Linked DNA regions of Mus musculus: all the other regions are linked to region 3. Evidence: chromatin loops called from intact Hi-C (ENCODE). Cell type or tissue: left cerebral cortex. All regions are shown on one strand. Region 1 has its middle 11 kb from the start of Mir7076. Region 2 overlaps Bcar1 (breast cancer anti-estrogen resistance 1). Region 3 overlaps Cfdp1 (craniofacial development protein 1).

Evidence for each region. Hi-C counts contacts between places; a loop is a spot of excess contacts. Peaks named below come from ENCODE experiments on the same cell type or tissue, not always from the same donor. Only the 100,000 strongest peaks of a DNase experiment are listed, where the experiment ranks them.
Region 1: a loop joins it to region 3, with 5 times the contacts of the local background. A loop is called at or near these places in 14 of 42 quality-filtered maps.
Region 2: a loop joins it to region 3, with 2.3 times the contacts of the local background. A loop is called at or near these places in 5 of 42 quality-filtered maps.

What each region holds. Positions count from the first base shown.
Region 1 is chr8:111,676,330-111,680,329 of GRCm38, reverse strand. No RefSeq gene overlaps it. Among named protein-coding and RNA genes, the nearest start is that of Mir7076, 11 kb to the left of the region's middle. In left cerebral cortex, CTCF peaks have their summits at 2,052 (motif pointing left) and 3,924 (motif pointing left); DNase peaks (open chromatin) are centred at 1,267 and 2,046.
Region 2 is chr8:111,737,274-111,741,273 of GRCm38, reverse strand. The region is part of intron 1 of Bcar1 (breast cancer anti-estrogen resistance 1); the gene reads left to right. Among named protein-coding and RNA genes, the nearest start is that of Gm51589, 2.4 kb to the left of the region's middle. In left cerebral cortex, a CTCF peak has its summit at 1,585 (motif pointing left); no DNase peak of the experiment used is centred here; H3K27ac peaks cover 243 bases.
Region 3 is chr8:111,808,755-111,812,754 of GRCm38, reverse strand. All of the region lies in intron 5 of Cfdp1 (craniofacial development protein 1), which reads left to right. Among named protein-coding and RNA genes, the nearest start is that of Cfdp1, 44 kb to the left of the region's middle. In left cerebral cortex, no CTCF peak of the experiment used is centred here; a DNase peak (open chromatin) is centred at 1,881.

The DNA of each region.
Region 1 (4,000 bases), 130 kb after region 3:
AGAGAGAGAGAGAGAGAGAGAGAGAGAGAGAGAGAGAGATCTCGGAGCATTTGCCATCTCAAATGTGTGTTGGGCGGGGTTGTTTTATTTTGTTTTGTTTTTGTTTTTGATATCGGATCTCGCTGGGTTGCCCAGGCTGGTCTCAGCCTCCCAGGGTCACTCTGTCTCAGCCCCTGAAAACTGGAACTACAGGTTTACAGGACGCCAGCCACCTGTTTTACCTCTGGGTAAACTGAATCTTTTCTGAAATCTGAGGAATGTACCTCCATTATTTCTTCAAATGGAGATTTATATCTCTTTAACTTTATACTCGGGCTACTTGGCCTGCAGTTATCTGAGTGCTGGCATCTGATCTTACACATCACTTGTCTTATTTTCTCTCTCTCTCTCTCTTGTTTCTAAGAGCATTCCTTACCCTGACCCAACTCACTAATTTCTCTGAAGCACTGATTTTATTATGAGCGGTCACCTATTATTGTTACTGCAATCACAACAGACTGTTTTTGTTGTTTGTCTGTTTTGAGACAGAATTTTACTCTGTAACTTAGGCTGGCCCTACACTCACTATGGAGTCCATTCTGTACTCAGAGTAATGGCAATCCTCCTGCTTCAGCCTCCTGAGTGCTGGGATTATAGGCATGTGCTACCTACCTACCATTCCCCTGACAATAACTCTAGTTTTGACACCTGGATTTTTTGTTTTGTTTTGTTTCTGTTTGGGACAGAGTATTATGGCTATTCTTGGTTGTCAACTTGGCTACATCTGGAATGAACTACAATGTAGAAATGGAGGGCAGGGCACACCTGTGAGAGATTTTCTGCTTCTCCATTCTAGTCTGGACCTTTGAGGAAGGAAGGCACACACCTCTCTCCGATCTGGATCTTGTTTGTTTGTTTGTTTGTTTTGTCTTTTGTTTTTTTAAGACAGAGTTTCTCTGTATAGCCCTGGCTGTCCTGGAACTCACTCTGTAGACCAGGGTGGCCTCGCACTCAGAAATCCTTCTGCCTCTGCCTCCCAAGTGCTGGGATTAAAGGCGTGCGCCACCACTTCCCAGCACCCTACTGGATTCTTTAATGGCTTTTATTACTTGATCACTAATATCTTTTGTTTACTAGGCTTATTTTTGCCTGTTTTGAATCTTGCCCACGTCCACCAATGTTCCTATTTCTAACAGAATCTGTAATCCCAATGAGTGGGCTTTCTTTTCAAGTATTTTCTCATTATAACTCTACTAGAGCAGAGGGAAGGGATCCAAGTCTCAGAATCAGGCAGATGGAAGTGGTGGGTGAGCCCGTGGAAGAGCCCCACAGGCCCGAGCACCAGGGAAACACTTCGTCTTTTCATGACATCCAGAGGAGACTTGGAGGAACAGGATGGGAATCAGGGGGTGTCCTTCCCATTGTCCCTGGCTCCTCACTTGCACCTGACCCCCGTATTCTGAGGACGAAGAAGCTGTTTGAGGTGGGCCTGGGGCCGGCACCTCCTACCCAAGGTGTCAGAGTGAGGAGAAACAGCAGGTTCAGGCCCTTTCCTTCCCATTTGATCTTCCCACAGCCCAGCCTCAGCCTCAGCCACTGGCCACAGCCCTGACCACAGCTCCTGGTTCAAATCGGCTTCCTCTCCATTGTCTCTGGGTCGTTCTGGGTGAGGCAGCCAGAGTTATACTAGCCCAGCCTGCTGGTAAGCATGGCTGGGATCCTTTCTGCATTTCTCAAAGTTCTTCACAATACTTTTTCTCTTCCCTGTAGAATATTAGATGTTTTGATGGTATGGCGTTGAGGCGAAGGCTGCCAGGACAACTTAGTCACTCAGGACATGAAACAGCCTTGGTTTGGGGTGGAATTTGTGAAAAGTAAAACAAAAGGTGAAAGGCCAAGCAGAGAAGAAGCAAGACTTGAAATAAGGCACCTCAAAGATCACAACCAGGCCAGGTGTAAGGTGTAATTAATATAAAACCAGAACAGCAAACACAAACCTAGGTCCATTTCTCTCCAGGCAAGGTCCTTCTGGCGGAGGCTGAACATAGCAGTTCTGAGATAGGGTTGCCACCTGGTGGTCAGTATTAAAACTGCAGTCATTTTCTAACCCAGTTCTGTACTTTATCAAAAAATAGGTGACCTGCAGGGCGGTGGTGGTGAATGCCTTTAATCCCAGCACTGGGGAGGCAGAGGCAGGTGGATTTCTGAGTTCGAGGCCAGCCTGGTCTACAAAGTGAGTTCCAAGACAGCCAGGGCTACACAGAGAAACCCTGTCTGGAAAAAACCAAAAGGAAAAAAAAAAATAAATAGGCGACCTAATTTTAAAAATGTATTTACTCCAATATACTCTAATATCATCATTTCAACATTAAACCATTTGAATTTTATTTTGAAATTATGAATTTGATAGTTTGCAAGAGAGTTCTTTGACCCTGAGTATAAGTTGTATCTCTAACACATCTATCTCTATTTACCTGATAACTTCTCATCAAATACACTTGCTCTGTACTTAACTATTACAAAACTTACACTTGGAAGGCAGAGTTGGGGTGGTTGTGGTGTCTCATGTATGGAATCCCAGCACTACAGAGGCTGAGAAGGGTGAGGGGAGTGGGGTTTAGTTGAGCCCAGATTACCCTGAGTTCAAGGGTAATCTGGGGCTGGAGAGATGGCTCAGAGCACTGTGCCCTTCCACCAGACCTGAGCACCCACATGGGGACTCACAACTGTCTGTAATTCTGGTTCCAGGAGACGTGGTGCCCTATTCTGAAGTCAAGGCCAGCCTGGGGTATGTAGGCTGGAGTTACAACATGAACCTGTCTCAAACCAGAAAAAAAACTCAAGGAAAAGAAAAAACAGACTCATATTCCCAAATTCATCCAAATATACATAACAACTAGGGAAAAAAATACCGGCTACCATGTGCACACCTGTAATCCCAGCACTTGAGAGGCAGGTGGAATTTTGTATGTTCGAGATCAGCCTGGTCTAAATAGTAAGTTCCAGGACAGCCAGGGCTAGAGAGAGATCCCGTCTCAAAAACAAAACAAAACAAAACAAAACAAAAACCAAACAAGCCAATTAGGGGCTGCTGTGACTGGCCTGCCTGTTTCCAGTCAGCCCATGTTAATCAGGCCTCGCTCTCATCCCCACTCAGGTGACCTTGCTTTCTACCAGCTGAAAATATATAAACCCAGCAGTCAAGCCTTATCCAGGAAGCGCCTGCGTTCACCCAGGGTACGATGTTACAACAGCGGCTCCTGTACAAGTACTGCAGGAGGTGGAGCTAGCTGTGTTTTGTGGGTGGCAGAGAGCCTTCCGCTGGCCATTCTTTTAAAGAGAATACAGCTGAAGGGCCTGGTCTTGGGCAAGGTCCCACCTCCCTCCTCTGCCGTCAGTGTACAGCAATTAGTTTGTGAGAACTCAAGGACCCTGGTCTCTCAGACTCAAACCCCCGACCATGTTGAAACCTACTTTGTTTCTCTTTGCCTGCCTGGGTTTCTGTTCCCTCCCTCCCTTCTCCAGCCTGGAGCTTAAGATTTCCCTGGTAAGTTTCCTGCAGGTCTCAGGCTACTTCCTTCAAAACTTCAACCACCATGGCTGCGAGTCTCTGGAGCAAAACTACTCAAGACTACGGTAAGGCGGGACTCGGGGCTTGCATGGCTGACTGTGTATGTGGCTCCAGGTGCCCTCCCTTTTTGTGGGGGAAGTGTTGGTAGCTTAAGGTGGCGCTGAGCTCGTCGGATCTTTCCACTGCTGAATCATGATAGGTTTTATTTTGTTTGCTTTGTTTTTCAGACAGGATCTCTGTCGTAGAACTCAGAATGGCTTCCTGCCTCAATTGCTCTTAAAGAGGACCCAGGGTCAGGTTCTTGGTGCCCACATGTCAGCTTACAACCATCTGTAACTTCAGTTCCAGGGGCTCTGGCGCCCTCTTCTGACGTGCAAGGGTACTGCATGCAAAAGGGGCACAGACTTACTTGCAGTCCACACACCCCCTACACATAAATTTTTTTAAAAT
Region 2 (4,000 bases), 71 kb after region 3:
GCTTCCTCTGACGTCCGCCTTCCTTCTGGGCATGGCTGGCCAGTGCCACAGGCCTATCAGGCAGTCTGACCTAGCTTGAAGTTTGCACTTGAAAATGACTGTTGCCATGCCAGACCCACGTTCACAAGTGACGAGAGGTTGGCTGCCCTGTTTCAGTAAGGTGACGAGCAAGTCCAGAGCAGAGCAGCCCCACTGCAGTATGGCTTTGCCCACTGCTGCTTTTCTGTGAAACTGGGTGGCTCTTCTAGCCTCTACCGTGCCCCTTCTCGGACGATGGGCCCTTTTAAGTAGCACAGATGCTGCCCTGTGTAAATATGTCCTATGTGCTGGGCCTGAGGGAGGACACAAGTGGCCATAGTCATGTGACCCACAGAGGTAAGGCAGGGTAGGTACCAAGCCTGACAATATTCAGTGTGGTAAAATGGCCAATGTCCTGTGTGGTCACACAGATTTCAGGGCTGCACCCCAGAGAGCTGTTGACAGCTCCCTGTGGCTTTCCAAGTACGACCTACCTACCTACCTACCTACCTACGTACTGTCTTCTCTTTTGCTATGCTAGAGAGCAAACCCAGGGTCTCTGTCGTCTCTGCAGATAGCTGTCCTGGGTTCACAGAGGCCAGGCAGCTTGCCCAGGGCTGGGCAGCAGAGTCGGTCTAGTTTTGCTTAATCTAGCAGCAGCCAGTGGAAATCAGTAGGCACTTGATTGAACCTGGATGACCCTGGGGTTCACTCTGTGCTTGAGAGAGTTGGCCAGGGAGCCAGAGATCTGAAGCAGGGCTTACAGCTGACCCGGTATCCAGCTGCAGCCTCGTAGGACAGGCACAGGGGATGGGAGAAACTGTGTCCAGGCCCTCACCTCACTCCCCAAAGCCCATGCCGTGCCTCCTCCCATTACTGTACTTTGTCCTTCTCGGCCTCCTCCTTGCAGGAACTGGTCGCAAACCTTGAACCCACTTTACCAGGCAGGTCAACCCTGCACCCACACAGCTTTCCCCTGGACACCTCCTGGCCCCATTGCCATTGTGTATTTGAAGATGGGATTGTGTGGCTGCTAGCAGATTCTGTCACAGGACTGCAGGCTTCATGTGACCCTCTGTCCCCTTATGCTACCTTGCTCATTCTCCCCCTCCCCCTCCCCCTCCCCTCTTTGGCCCAGCCCAGCCACCTGCTGAGGGTGTGGAGCTCTTACCTGTTCTCTCTGCCACCATGGCTGGGCAGGGAATGCCAGGGCCCTGCCAAAACCTTAAGATTGCGTAGTCTCTTCCCAGGCAGCTTCACTGAAGGCCAAGTGGGGATTAAAGAAGAGGCCACTTCAGGATGGGCGGATGTTTTGGTAGGAAATGTCAGGGCTAAGGCTCCAGAAGAGGGGTGGAGGAGTGTTACCAGACCACTGGGCCCTGGCATTTGGGAGGAAGTCAACACAAGGGATGCACACAGCTCTTCATGAGAGGCTGGGCGGGGCTGCTGCAGGGAGACAGTCTCTGCTCCCAGCCTCTGGCGGCAGGTGGCAGGTACGGTAACCAAGCACCCTTTGCTGACCCCTGCACGTCCTCTGTGGTATACCATCTCCCTCTGGTGGTTTTTCTTCGTGGTTCAGTTTAGTTCCCGTTATGGAAGGCCTTAGTGGTGAGATGGGCCTGGCCTCTGCCCTGCTGTGCACAGCCTGTGGGATCCCATCTTCCTAAGCCGTCCTCACTACTCTGGTAGTGGCCTCTGACTCTGCTGTTGGCTAGCCCACCACATCTCGGGCCAGCCGGGCGCTCTGCTATGCTCACTGCAGTGGACAGGGTCATGTGCGGATAAAGCTACTGATGTGCGGGCTTGTCCTCAGCCGTGGTCTGCAGCAAGCAGTGTGGTTCAGCAATGGAAGGATTGAGGCCTCAACCCCAGTCTGCAGCTCTCAGTACCTTGAAATGCTAGTCTAAAAAATGCTAAGTGTTTTAAGATGCTGATGCTGGTGCTGGCTGTGGAAAGATGAGTGGCCTGGACAACTCCAGGGCACTCCTCATGGTCAGCTTTGCCCCCTCCTGCTACTGCCCTAAGGAGCTTTCCACTCCAGCCTCAGCCTCTTTCTTCACAGCTGCTTGCTTTCCTTGTTCCCTGGACACACTTCATTATTTATTAATTTCCTCCCTTCCTTCCTTTCTGTGGTCATTGTTGGCATTATCATCACGTGTGCATGTGATCTGTGTGGGCACATGTGCAAGGGTAGAGGTCGGAGGATGATTTTGCCAGGCCGGTTCTCTCTTGCTTTTCTGTAGCTCCAGGGATGGACTGAAGGTGGTCAGACCTGCCCAGCAAGGGCCCCGGTCCTCTCTGGCCCCACTCCTTCTGTGTGCTCTTATACTCACTGTTGGTTGAAGCGTCAGCTTCTTCTTCTCCCAGGAGAGCCAAGACCTCCGAGGTGAGGAGGGACACCCGCTCTGGCAGGAGAGATGGTCACAAGTCGTGGCTCTAAAGTTAATCGCTTTTCTAGGGGAGAGATTAGAGGCTAAGGGGCTTTTCCATAATTTTATTATTAAACCCTGCCAAATTCCAAGAGGGATTTGAAACAGATTATAGTGGCAGACACGATAGTCTGGGAACATCAAGACTTCCAGAGCTATGTAATAAATGAGGAAAGGTGACTGTTGTCTGAGTGATCACAGCAACTTAACTGTACCCAGTTCCCTAGGTAGCAGGGAACTTACGAAAATGGTAGCTTAGTGGGTTAAGATCATGATACCCCCCTGGGGGTCTTTCAGAATACTACTGTCACGCCGTTCATCCTTGTGAGCTGTTTCATTTTCGTCTGTTTAGGGAGATTTTACACTGAGGTAGATTTTTCCATGTGTGAAACATGCAGGTACTAAATGTACCATGAATAGGTTTGGGCTAATGAAGAGCTCCGTCAAGATAAGGAATGTCACTATCTCCTCAGAGCGTACTCAGAGGTCCCCAGGAGGCAGCCCCTACTCTGTTTTCTATACTGACTTAGATAGACCTCTTCATTCTATGTTAGTTCTGCCTTCTTTCATTCAGCAAAATAGTTTAGAAACTGCCATCCACATGGGCATATGACTGGCTTGTGCCTTCTTGGTTGCCGAATAATATTCTACTTATGAATATACCACAGTGCGTTTAACCTACCCTCTCTGGTTGATGGATAGCTGTCTCTTTTGTTTAATGTGGATTTTAAAGTATCAGAACACTGATAAATTGTTGGTATTAGAAAGACTGATATCTTGTCATGCAACCTTGGGTCATGCCCTCAACTACTGTATCTCCCAAAATGATCTGCTCAGACCGTGTTGAGACCACAGTCTTCCCCGTTCACAGCCCTCCATCAGGCCATAAGGGTCAGTGTTCTCTCACACAGTCGTTGCAGGTTAACATTAGGCTTTTGTGTCATTTGTGATTTTTTTTCCCCCAGGGTCTCATTCTGTCCTAAGAGGTTCTGGCTGGAGGGGCTCAGGGGAGCACATCAGAGATCAGTTCTGGACACAAGAACTGTGCCTGGTTCTTTTCACCTCCCCAGCCACTCCGACTTGGTGCTCCCACTCACAGCCACTATGAGAGCCCAGGTCCAGGATACACCTTAACCCTCCAAGAAGCCAGAAGCCGGTAGCTAGAGCTGGTACCAGCTTGCCAAGAGTCCCCTCCTGCGGCACCTTGGCCCTTAGTCTACTCTTCCATTCCCAAGCTGCTCACTTGCCTGCACTGTTTATATCAGCTTTCACTGGTATCGATTGATTGATTGATTGGCATCACGAGCCTTAGCAAAAGATGCACACCTTACTCACATGCCTCCTCCTTCAAGAAGTTCCACACACCTTGTGTGAAACAACCCTTTACCCCTGCCACCTTCATTGCCCTCCTTGAGTTCTTGTCACCACAGACAGGTGTGATTGCAGGTCACACCCACCTCCCACAGCCCAAGTGTGAATTCTCAGAGGAGGGGACTCCTTCCATGGCAGTGTCCTAGTGCAACACAACACTTGACAAGCATTTGATGCTCAGA
Region 3 (4,000 bases):
ATTTTAGGGTTAATTATTAAATAAAAGCTTTATCTTCTGGCAAACAGGTGCTTTAAGTGATAGAGTGATGCTTGTGGGCGTGGTGCTTTGTTGATTTGTTTGATGTTTTGTTTTGTTTTGTTTCGTTTTGTGAGACAGCATCTCTCTCTTTAGCCCAAGCCAACCAGTAACTCACTGTGTAGTTCGGGCTAGTCTCAAATGTGAGGAAGTCCTCCTGCCTCAGCCTGATAAATGCTGAAATTACAACATTGCATCATCAGGCTGGGCTGCAGCCCTTTGTGTGGGTCACAATGCTCCCAGCCTTTGTTCTTCTTTCTGCATAGGTCCCAGATGAGCATTCAGGTTAACTGTGGAAAGTGGCTTCTCGGCTCACTTAAGGTGTGATGTCTTCTGTTCTAAAGATTGTGTGGTCACTTGGTGGGGGTGGCACAGCGCATTGAAGTGGTTTTTCCTAGATGAACACAGTGAACATCTTCCTCCCCCCGCCCCACACTTCCCTCCCTCTCTTCCTTCTCCAGTCTTTAGCTTTGTCAGAGCTGTTATGCAGAACATTTTACCAAGCACTGTATGCCTGGGTACAGGGGGCCTGGTGCTCTGTCTTCTTGTGATTCTTGAGTATTGTAGCTGACATGCCACTGGATTGCTGAAGTCGAGTGGCTGGATTTCAGAGCCAACAGTTTGCACATAAACTGTAAGACTGTTCATTGCCTCAAGACCCACGGCTGCCATAGTAACAGAATCTCAGCTGGACCTTTTGCTGCAGCCTTTGAGGTCCATTGAGAAGGCTCCTGCCCTTGCCTCTGCTTCCATGTAGTATCTTTGTTTAAAAGAAGAATTAGTTAGCACTTATCTATAAAACAGCCCTGTGGGATAGAAGGTTTGCTGTCAGAAGGAAGTGGGATTTGTGTCTAATGACTCAGGCTCACAATCCCAGCGTTCTGGAAGCCCCTCAGTGGAGAATTGACCTGAGTTTGAGGGCAGCCTGGGACACAATAAGACCTTGCTTAAAACAAACAAACAAACAAACAAACATCAACAACAACAAAATACACTCACACAAAAGTATAAAGGTCCCCAGCAAACAACTGTTTCCTAGTAAGTGACTCTTTTCCTTTTGACAGAACAGCACTGTAGCTTCTGCTACCCAACTTTAAGCTCCGGGCACACTGCACTACAGCCACAGCCCCGGAGCCACCCCAGATGAAACACACACACACACACACACACACACACACACACATTTTTAATATGCTTTTTAGCTCAATGGCTGGGCACTTCTAAGCCTGGTGTCCTTACCTCCAGTGCCAGCTCAACACCTCTGAATCTGCCCTCAGCTTAGTTGCCTGGTTACCTTCTCCTTGCTCAGCACCCTAAATCTGCCCTCAGCTTAGTTTGTGTTTCTAATTTCCTGTCTGCTACCCCAGGCCCAGGCGAGAAAGCAGCCAATGGCCACTCCACCTGAGATCTCTCATGGCTGGTGGCTCTCTCTCTCTCTGAAGCAGGGCAAATCCATTCTCCTCCTGCATCTTCTAGTCTTCTATCTAGCCTGCCTGTGGGAACCTGAAAGCCCCTCCTCTTCTGCCTAGTCATTGGTCATTAGCATCTTTATTGATGGATCAAGAACCAATTAAGGAACAGGACCTTCAGTTTCACACCCAGACTCCCTGCTCAAAGCATCAGAGCCACACCCTACCCAGCACCAATACAGGTTTGCTTGTGAGGGAAGAAATGAAGAGCTACAGGTAGTCTTATGGATGGTACTCAGAGTTGTGCTGTGGGCGAAGACTGGCTTTTCTTGTGCTGCACATTTTCTTGAACCAAATGAGCATATTTTCTAAAGCAAAACCATACCTACTTTAACAGTGCCTTTCCCCCATACTGGGATTGAATCCAGGCCTTACTTAGACTAGGCAAGCATGCTACTTCTCAGCTATACCCACAGCTCTTATTTTAGAGTACAGTCTCACAACACTGAGCCCAGGCTGAGCTCACACTCAGATCAGTATGCCATGCAGCACTATACATGGCCCAACCATATCTTTACTTGTTAACTTACTTCCAAATATATATTAATATCAAAGTAATATTACTTAATATAAAAACAAGTCAGCTGGGTGGTTGGGATGGCACACACTTGTAATCGTAACACGCAGGAGGGTGAGGCAAGAGGGTCATACATTTTAGGCCAGCCCAGTCTAATTCCATGAGATCCTGTCTCTAAAACGTTATGCTGTTGATGCAGTTACTAACTACTGGATAAAATTCTACAAGCACAACCCATTCTTAAGAAAAAGTTAGTTTGAGTTTGGAGTGATGGAATGTCAGTTAAGAACACTGGCTGCGGGCTGGTGAGATGGCTCATTGGGTAAGAGCACCCGACTGCTCTTCCAAAGGTCTGAAGTTCAAATCCCAGCAACCACATGGTGGCTCACAACCATCTGTAACAAGATCTGACGCCCTCTTCTGGAGTGTCTGAAGACAGCTACAGTGTACTTACATATAATAAATAAATAAATCTTTAAAAAAAAAAAAAAAAAAAAAAAAGAACACTGGCTGCTCATCCAGAGGACACAATTTCAATTTCCAGAGCCCATATGACAACAGATACCTGTCTGAAACTCTCAGTTCAAGGTTCTTTGTATATCTTCTTTAAAATGACTTCTTTGAGCTGGGTGTAGGTGGCACACACACATTTAATCCCACCACTTGAGAGGCAAAGGCAAGTGGATCTCTGTGAGTCTGAGGCTGGCCTGGTCTACAGAGTGAGTTCTAGGGCTACACAAAGGAATCTTTCTTGAAAAGATGACCTCCTCTCAGAAAACATCTACTATTTGATTTAATAAGAGGTGTGGGAATGATCAGGGGCTGCAGCTCAGTGATGGAGTACTTGCCTAACTCACAAAACCCTGAGTTGAGTGACCCAGCACACCAAAGTGGAGCATGGGCTGGCGGGGTTGGTGGGAAGAGAGGTAGGTTAACCACAAAATAAGTATTTTAATATTTTTGATGATATTTGCTGTTTTTTGAGACAGGGTCTCAATGTAGCCCAGGTTCACTTCAGATTCACTGTGGTGGTCTGCTTGTTTGTTTGTTTGTTTTCTTAGATAGTCTTGCCATATCTCCTGAACTAATCTGCTGTGTGCTGGGATTAAAGGCACCACCACTGCCTGGCTGTTTTTTTAAAGACAGGCTTTTATATTGTTCTCTTGGCTGTCCTGGAATTAGCTCTGTAGACTAGGCTCATGAAGATCCACCTGCCTTTGCCCCCAGAGGGCTGGGATTAAAGGTGTTACACCACCACACAGGGCTCCAGCCAATGCTCTTCCCCACTGAGCCATTTCTCTGGTCCTGCAAAACATAATTTTTAATGGTCCTGACTGTCTAGATTTGCTGGCTGTTAACCCTTGTAGGAGAATCTGGCAGAAGGTGAGTGCTAGAGGTTAGTCTTGGTATAGTGATGACAGCTTACAGGTTATAACTCCGCTGATACTGCAGGAAGGACTGGTTGAGTGGTTTTCAAAATGGCCATTTTGTCCTTCCTGTCTCCCCCTCCCTCTCCTCCCCTGGGTCTTTTTGCAGAGCTTGGTGCTAATGCACTGACTAGAATCTAACACTTAATCAACAGCATAGTTGTTTCCACAGAGCTTTGCTATTTTAGAACCGCGGGTGTGAATTATTCCCTGTTAATAGAACCTGGCTTCCCCTGCTAATGTGTGAGAAGCTAATGTGCACATTGCTCTAAATCAGCAGTTCTGATCTTTTTGTTCTTCTGGCCTCTTTCCACTCTTCAGAATTACTGAGCAGGCTTTATATATCTTATTTGTATTATTTTTAATTATGTATATGTCTGTGGGTGTGTGCAGGTGTGCATGGAGGAACCGCCCAGGTAATGGAACTAAACTCAGGTCATTTGGCAAAGCTGTATGCTCTCTTGACCATTGAACCCTCTCTCAGCCCTTGGCTGAGTTTTAATCTGTTGTTTATTGTAAATAAAATTAGA